Linked DNA regions of Mus musculus: region 1 is linked to region 2. Evidence: chromatin contacts called from ENCODE Hi-C or POLR2A ChIA-PET data. All regions are on one chromosome and are shown on one strand. Each heading gives the region's core, a stretch centred on a gene start or an enhancer-like site at or near the end of the contact. The rest is flanking DNA. Distances are from core to core; before and after follow the strand shown.

Evidence for each region. Hi-C counts contacts between places; a loop is a spot of excess contacts on that map. ChIA-PET counts read pairs that join two places held with the same protein, here RNA polymerase II (POLR2A).
Region 1: a loop to region 2 is called in a map of T-helper 17 cell, with 2.5 times the contacts of the local background. The contact joins the promoter of Eif4g1 here to the promoter of Eef1akmt4-ece2 in region 2. A Hi-C loop is called at or near these places in 1 of 37 maps with a recorded cell type or tissue (T-helper 17 cell). POLR2A ChIA-PET finds 5 or more read pairs at or near these places in 5 of 5 experiments (Patski and embryonic stem cell).

The regions. Positions count from the first base shown.
Region 1 is chr16:20,670,157-20,674,132 of GRCm38, forward strand. It overlaps Eif4g1 (eukaryotic translation initiation factor 4, gamma 1), which reads left to right and starts at 2,571. Exons shown (of 33, transcript NM_145941.3): 1 at 2,571-2,720; 2 at 3,712-3,805. The coding sequence starts at 3,746.
Region 2 is chr16:20,610,292-20,614,781 of GRCm38, forward strand. It overlaps Eef1akmt4-ece2 (Eef1akmt4-Ece2 readthrough), which reads left to right and starts at 1,310. Exons shown (of 20, transcript NM_177941.1): 1 at 1,310-1,529. The coding sequence starts at 1,334. Alg3 (asparagine-linked glycosylation 3 (alpha-1,3-mannosyltransferase)) reads right to left here and starts at 470. Exons shown (of 9, transcript NM_145939.3): 1 at 252-470. The coding sequence starts at 447. It overlaps Eef1akmt4 (EEF1A lysine methyltransferase 4), which reads left to right and starts at 1,310. Exons shown (of 3, transcript NM_025462.2): 1 at 1,310-1,529. The coding sequence starts at 1,334.

The sequences.
Region 1 (3,976 bases), core at 1,321-3,820, 61 kb after region 2:
TACTAGTTTGTTTAGGAAAAAAAGCCAGCAGAGAAGGGAGCCCTATGTGACAGGCCTCACTGAGTTCAGCAGAAAGTTACAAAACACTCTGCAGGTTTACCTTGGTTCATTCCACAAGTGTATATTTTGTTTTATTTCTTCAAAACTGTTGCTCAGATCTTTAGAGTGATAATTTAGTTTCCTAATGCCCTCATCCCCTGTGTGTGTGTGTGTGTGTGTATCCACAGATATTTATATTGGGGAGTTGTATATGTGTGCATGAGAGGCTAAAGGTCAATTAGTGTTTTCCTGGGGAGCTGTCAACCTTCCTTTTTTAGAGAAATCTTTCATAAATATGCAGCGCACGTGATTCAGGTAGATTGGCTGGTTTGCAAATCCCTGGGCATCTTGCCTTCTCTCAACTTTCTTGGTGCTGGAATTACAAGTCCTGGTCAGCATTTATTTGTTTTGTTTTTAAAGATTTATTTTACTTATAAGTGTACTGTAGTTGTTGATAGACACACCAGAAGAGGGCATCAGATCACATTACGGATGGTTATAAGCACCATGTGGTTGCTGGGAATTGAACTCAGGACCTCTGGAAGAGCAGTCAGTGCTCTTAACCCCTGAGCCATCTCTCCAGCCCCCCTGGCCAGCTTTTAATGTGGGTCTTGGGGAGCAGATTCAGATTTAGTGGTTTTTTTTTTTTTTTGGTTTTTCGAGACAGGGTTTCTCTGTATAACCCTGGCTGTCCTGGAACTCTCAATTTGTGTTTGTAGACCAGGCTTTCTTTGAACTCTTAAGAGTCTGCCTCTGCTTCCCAAGTGCTGGAACTAAAGATGTGTACCATCACATGCTTGAATTTTTTTTTTTTTTTTTTTTTTTTTTTGGTTTTTCGAGACAGGGTTTCTCTGTGTAGCCCTGGCTGTCCTGGAACTCACTCTGCAGAACTCAGAAATCCGCCTGCCTCTGTCTCCCAAGTGCTGGGATTAAAGGCATGTGCCACCACTACCTGGCACATGCTCAATTTTTACCTGAGCTGTCTCTCCAGCTACTGATTATGGTGATTTTTTTTTTTTTTTTGGACTGGTTGTTTTCTGTTACTGCATATTGAACCCAAGGTCTCCCAAATGCTGGGAAAGCACATGACCACTGAGGACTCAGGCCATCTAGAGGATCCTTGTGCCCGCATTTGCCCACCCTGTAGCCTTGCTTTCTTGGTAGCACAGTGATGAAGTTTACATTATTGCCCCCCTCACTTAGGTCACCAATTCTGTGATATAATGCATGCTAGGAGGTAGCATGTGAGAGGGAGAAAGGCCAGTGGGAAAGGCTCTGCTACCTAACTAAATGCTCAAATGCTCAGTTCAATAGAGTACAACTCTTTTTTTTTTTTTTTGGTTTTTCCAGACAGGGTTTTTCTGTAGCCCTGGCTCTCCTGGAACTCACTCTGTAGACCAGGCTAGCCTCAAACTCAGAAATCCACCTGCCTCTACCTCCCAAGTGATGGGATTAAAGGCGTGCACCACCACAGCCTGGCTATTTTTTTTGTTTTTCGAGACAGGGTTTCTCTGTGTAACCCTAGCTGTCCTGAATTAGCTCTCTACACTAGTCTAGCCCTTAATTCACAGAGATTCTCCTGCCTATGCCCCTGGAGTACTAGGATTAAAGGTGTGGACTACCACCACCCAGTTCAAATTTTCCTATTTTTAAAATTTAAATATTTACGTGTATGAATGTTTTGTTTTCATATGTCTGTGCACTACATGCATATGTGGTGCCTTTAGAGGGCAAAAGAGGGCAGAATTCTAACGAATCAGAGTTACACACAGACATGAACTGCCTTATGGGTTATGGGAAGTAAACCCAGATCCTCTTGAAGAGCAGGCAATAAAGAGCAACCAGTGCGCCAACCATTGAACCATCTCAGAAATCTTCAAGATGTGGTCTCTCTGTAACTCTGGCCGTCCTGGAGCTTGCTTTGTAGATCAGGCTGGCCTTGAACTCAGAGATCTACCTGCCTATCTTTCTGGAATGCTGAGATTAAAGGCGTGGCTCGCCACTGCCTGGTGACATTTCCCTACTTTAAAGCTTATGGTAACTGATTCCCTGCCTTAGCCAGTCAGCACACGTACAGCTTTGGGATTCCTTTTTCCATTATTCCAAAGTTTTCATGTTGACTTTTGCGTTTCCCTAGGAGCAACTGATTTTTTTAAAAAAACAAAAGTAAAATTGCTTCTTTAGATTGCGGCAGTTTCTTTGGTGCAATATTGAATTTCCTTTGTTAATAGGTCTATCAAAGATCAAATCTATAGCATTTTCAGAGGCTGCATAATTTGCACACTACACTTACTAGGGCAGGACTGCTTTTTAGATTCCGCACTCTGAGCTCCAGGCCGGCACTTCACTTAGCACTCACGCGCTCAATAAATGCTTGCGCAAAGTATGAATGAACTAAAGAACCGCCAGAGCCTCAGAGGGGGTCGGCCTGGGAGTTCCAAAGTTCGGGAGGGGACACGGGGGCGGGCAGTGGGTGTCACGTGATGGGGCGGAGCAAATCCCATGTGCTTCCCCGGCGCCAGCGCAGCTCCGCCCTCTGCGCCGGTCACGTGGGGCGCTGGCTGCGCCTGCGGAGAAGCGGTGGCCGCCGAGCGGGATCTGTGCGGGGAGCCGGAAATGGTTGTGGACTACGTCTGTGCGGCTGCGTGGGGCTCGGCCGCGCGGACTGAAGGAGACTGAAGGTAAAGCCGCCATGTCCGGGCCCGACCCGGCCCCCCACCCCTCCCCCCGCATCCGCCGCCATCCGGGCCGGGGCCCGCCACCCTGCGCCGACGCCCCGGCGCCCCGGCTCCGAGCCTGCGCCCAGGCCCTACTCGCCAGGCCGATCCCCGGCCCACGTGTGCCGGGCCGGGCCCGGGTGGGGGTGGGGAGCAGGGCCCGGGCGGGGAGGGCGCTGGGGTGGCGGCGAGACAGTCACCTCCGCCCGGCCTGGGCCGCGGCCCGGCGCAGGCTGTGCGGCGCAAACCCGCCACCCCCTCCCCCTGCGGGGCCCGGGCGGCCGCCGGGAAGTGACACGTTGTTCTTTGGCACTGGCCGCGTTGCGCAGAGCTGGGAGGCGGCGGCGGCGGGCAGGGAGGAGCCCCCAGCCCCGCCCGGCGGCCGACCCTCGCCTGCCCCGAGCCGGCTTTCGCGGCGGTCGCCGCCCGCCCTGCTGGTGCGGCCGGACTCGCGCCCTTCCTGGCTTGTGTTCCCGGGCGGCCTCAGGCCTCTCCGGCCCCGCGCGAGTGCCCCGCGGCAGGCTTCGAACCCGGTGTCCCCGGGTGGGGGGTGGGGATATCACGGCCGGAGCAGCCGGCTTCATTTGTGATCCGGGAGCCTGGTGCCAGCAAGACCTGGAATTTCCGGTCTGGTTGGTCTTGGGCCCCGTGGAGCCAGGTTGATACCCCTCACCTCCCAACCCCAGGCCTTCGGATGCCCAGAACCTGTAGGCCGCACTGTGGACTTATTCTTAACCGAGGGGGTGAGTGAGGGGGCTGTTTGAGCAGGCAAGGGTGGGGTCAGGGTGTTGCAGTGTGCTGGTGGGGTCCTCAGGCTGTATGTTTTCTGTTTCTGCATTCACTTGGCACCTCCCTTAATCCGTGTTGGCCCTAGCTCTTGATACAACCTTTCCCCCAGCCCGTTTGCCATAAGCTTGGGTCCTTTCCTCGTTCCGAGCTCTGCTCTTTCCAACAGGTGCTGGGGGGACCCTAATGTGGCACCAAATGAAATGAACAAAGCTCCCCAGCCCACAGGCCCCCCACCCGCCAGGTCCCCTGGACTCCCACAGGTAATCAAGGCTAAATGATCAGGACTCCGGCGGGGTGGAGGTCACGCAGCTCCCAGTTTTCCCACCCCCATCTGTGTCAGGGCAAAGTGCAGCTGCCTGCTGCCAAATTGAGATAGGGCCCCTGGCTGTCCCTGGGGCTGTCACAGGGAGGGAACATGTGGACTGCTGAGG
Region 2 (4,490 bases), core at 60-2,559:
AGCAGCAACAGCACATTAATTCTGGCCAGAACTTCGTGGCTGCTTATGCTTTCTTAGCAGGCTGAATGTTAAACGCAGGAGGTAATCTCTGGGTAACCTCCCTCCCATATGGGAGAGAGATTATGATCGCTGTTCTGGAAAATGGGCTTGGGTCAGGTAAAGGATATGGGTTTGATCGGTGAATGAAAGCTCTGTAATCTAGTTTGGGTATCCCTCCCTCCCTCCGGTTCTCTCCCCTTCAGTGAACTCACATGCCACCCTGTGAATGACCCAGAAGGTGATGCCCACCTCTGCTATGCAGAGGCAGGAGGCCACCAGCAATGTGTAGCGCGGTTCCCGCAGCAGTAGGTAGCGTTCTTGCCAGGCACGCTGTAGCCATTGTTTCCAGATTCCTGCCGGCTGGCCGACAGAAGCCGGCTGGCCGCGTTTCCGCAGCCCAGCAGCCATCTTGACAGTGCACCACTCTTTTGCTTCCACCACCCGGGAAAACCAACTCTCACACACTAGGTTCCGGTCTCACGCTCTGGGCGTCTTCTCAAACTAAATGCTGAGCCGAGTAACCAGAAGTCTTATTTACTAAAAATCAGTCTGTTAATTAGACTCAGGGAGCTGGAGTTTCTAGGCCAAAATGATTCATTGGCTACATATTTAGTGCTTATTATACACAGTGGTGAGAGATATTTCTAATGTGAATATGTGCACCGGAATAAGGATAAGATAGCTAGTCCTTAGAACGCATCTCCTTTGAAAGACTACACGATGTTGTAATATAAATATACATATACTTCTCGGTGTATGTCCCTTTCAGAGCACATAAACACGAGTATATCAGTGTTTGCCCAGAAAACAAAACAACAGTTCTGTTCTCTTCTCCAAGCCCAGCTTTCCACTCTGCCTATGCCCAGAGTAGTTGTGTTCACGTAGAGGGGAAAGCTCCTTTCAGTATTCCTCCCGCCTTCCCAAGTACCCGAAGGTGCTCCAAAAATCTTGGGAAGAAGGGAATCTTTAATTAATCACGCCTCTTATTGGAAAGGGTTATTGAAAACCGAACACGAGAGGATGCAGTAATGAGCCTGGTCACGTCTAGTGACCAGATCCGGTTTGCCACGAGGAGATGTGGTCGAGTTTAGACGGGCAGTTCGTTAATATGACACCAAGTAATTCAGCTTCCCAGCCGGACGATTTTCAAAAAAGAGCTTAGAAGGTGACGGAAGTTCCACGTGTTTGTGTGGAGCAGCTGCAGGGGAGGGCGGAGACACAGGCTCCGCCTTCCATTTCTTACCTCGGTGATTGGGCTCCTTAGTCCCGCCCTGGCTGCGGCGCTGCCCTGAGCATGGCCTCTCCCCGGACTCCGGTGTCCCCTCCGGAGTTACCGGAGAAGAACTTCCAGTACCGCCAAGTCCAGTACTGGGACCAGCGCTACAAAGACGCGGCCGACTCTGGACCCTACGAGTGGTTCGGAGACTTCGCTTCCTTCCGTGCCCTCCTAGAGCCGGAGCTGTGTCCTGAGGACCGTATCCTCGTGCTAGGTGGGTAGTGTCCCAGCCACCAGTCGCTGGCCAGATCACATCCGCTTTCTTCTCTTCTGCTTTCTCCTGTACCAGGACGCCCCAGTTCGGAGCCAACACCCAGTACCTTCAGAATCTGTCTGTATTTAACAAGGGCAGACAGAATAAGAGATCGTCAGGACTTTGGAAAAAGACAGTCCTTTGGTGTCCCAGCGAGGGGCATTACCCTGCCCCAGACACTGGAGGCACCTAGGACACTGGAAAGCATATCTCTGTGGACCTACTTCAAGTCCCAGCATTTAACTGGCTGTGTAACCTAGGACAAGTCATGAATCCATTGTGTGTTTCAGTTTCCGTTTCTAGAAATGGGACTGCAAATTTTTCTGGAGTAAATCGTGTGCACCTCGAGCATAACACCTAGTTTTCTTTTCGCACCAGCGGGCACCCGGAGTTGTTGTCAGGTAAAGGGAGTCACCACTTCTCTGAACTCCAGGAGAAAAGTTTGGTCCTAAACACTCATAGGGTAGAATAATGCTGAGTCTGATGGAGAATTGCAGCTGAGGTAGGTGTCAACAAGAGCGATGCTAGGATGTCAGCTGCTGGATACTCAGGAAAAGTTTGAATGAGTTGAGTTGCCTTCCAAATATAGTTTGTAAACGTTTTGTTCAAGAAGCCTGTATACATTTTGGGTTTTTTGTTTTTGTTTTTGTTTTTAGACAGGGTCTCACTATGAAATCCTGGCTGGCTTGGAACTCACCTTATAGAATAGGCTGGCTTTAAACTCACAGAGATCCAACTACCTCTGCTTCTAAAGCCTGTATACATTTAAGTGGAATACTTGATAGGGATAAAAAGGGTATCTCTTATACATATAGTATATATATTTTGGGGGGGGGGGAGTAGAAAATGACCAGGACTAGAAAGGATAACCTAGTGGCTAAGAATTTGGACTCTGAGAGCAAGTAGTTAATGGTAGAAATTTGGTTTAGCTGGAATTGTAATCTTGTACAAAATCTTTAAATTTCTGTGCCTCTATTTTCAAGCCTTAAGAAAATAAAAACCTAGCTGGGTGTGGTGACTCACACCTTTAATCCCAGCCTTGGGAGCAAGAGGCCAGCCTGGGCTATGCAGCAAGTTCCAGGACAGCTAGGAGGCTACATAGAAAGACCCTGTTTCAACAAAACAACATAAGTAAATAACTAAGAAAATGAGAACCTACAGATGAGATCTTCTGGTGATTAGACGAGTATGTGAAGCATCTAGACCAATACCTGGCTAAAAGCTTCGTGTGTCCTTGGAGTTTGCTTATGGTTTCCCCGTAACCTCTCCCCACTAGAAGTAAACAGTTTCTTGAATTCTGTGGTTGTATACTATTGCGTTTATTTATAGAGTTACCACAGAACTACGTTTATCAAGCTTTAGTGCCTTTCAAAATTAACTGGCAAGTTAGGCTCCACTCTGAGATTCTAATTCCAGGGAAGTCTAATATAGAAGCTAGGGACCTTTTTTCTTTTGTTGAAATGGGGTCTTGTTATGTAGCAGTCTAGCCTGACATTTACTGATTAGGATATTTTCCACCCCTACCTCCTAAAGGCTGGGATTGCAGGTGGGCACCAGCAGGCCTGCACTCAGGGCTCTGTTTTCAGCAGTCTCCACAGCTGATTGTCATACTGCTGGTGGGCAAGACATCTGTCTTCGTTAAAATCTTAGCATCGCCGGGCGGTGGTGGCGCACTCCTTTAATCCCAGCACTCGGGAGGCAGAGGCAAGCAGATTTCTGAGTTCGAGGCCAGCCTGGTCTACAGCGTGAGAACTGATGTTCTCTAATAAAACTTTTTTTCTCTGCCTCCCAAGTGCTGGGATTAAAGACGTGCGTCACCACTGCCCGGCATAAAACTTATGTTTAAGACAGAGTCTCCTGTAGTCCTGGCTGGCCTAAAACTCACAGGTAGACTAGTCTGGCATCAGACTCACAAAGCTCTGTCTGCCTTTGCCTTCTGGGTGCTGAGATTACAGACGTGAGCCACTATACCTACCCAAAGCTTTATTTATCAAAAGGAAATAAAGATTCTACTGTAAATCAATCTACTGTCTTGGGTTGAGTTCCCCAGAAAGGATCCCAAGAAGGAGATTCCTGTCCAAGTCATTCATCCAGTAGTGGCTTCCAGGAAAAACTGACAGGTAAGAACGGAGAATGGAGAGAGGCAGCCAGGTGTGGTGGCGCACGCCTTTAGTCCCAGCACTTGGGAGGCAGAGGCAGGTGGATTTCTGAGTTCAAGGCCAGCCTGGTCTACAGAGTGAGTTCCAGGACAGCCAGGGCTACACAGAGAAACCCTGTTTCGAACAAACAAAACAAAACAAAAACAGAATAGGGAAAGTAAAAAAAGATAAAACTGTGATCTCAGGCAAAATCTCGAGAATAATTTTGGCCTGAAGGGGCACAGATGACATGACGACCTTGAGAAGCAAATACCAAAACCTGGGGACAGACTAACGCTTACAAAAGGGCTACAGGGGTCTGGTCAGAACATTGGCAGTGTCTGCAGTCATGGGCATGTGAACTGCAGATGCTCTCTGATAGCAGGATTTCTAGTTCTGCTGTCTTGCCATGCAGCGCACAAGGAGAAGCAGTAATAGCTTCATAGTGAAATACAGCCCACTGGTCATGCTAACGTAGCCCAAGCTGCAGTGTCCCACCAGGCTTGAGTGGGCCTCTTGGAAACTGAGAGGCAGCTGAGCATCGTGGTTAGAAGCTCTGGCTTGGTGTGAAACAGATGTCAGCCCAAATTCTGGCTCCATCTCTGTTGTGTCCTTGGAAAGCTCCTTAACTATTTTCCTCAATTTCTCCACCTAAAAACTGAGAACAATAAAATACTATTTCTGCATGAATCAATATTGAAAATAAACTAAGAATTCTTATGAATTACTTAGCATAATACTGAGTGTTCAGTGACTACTACCTGTAACAGTTTGGGGGGAGGGC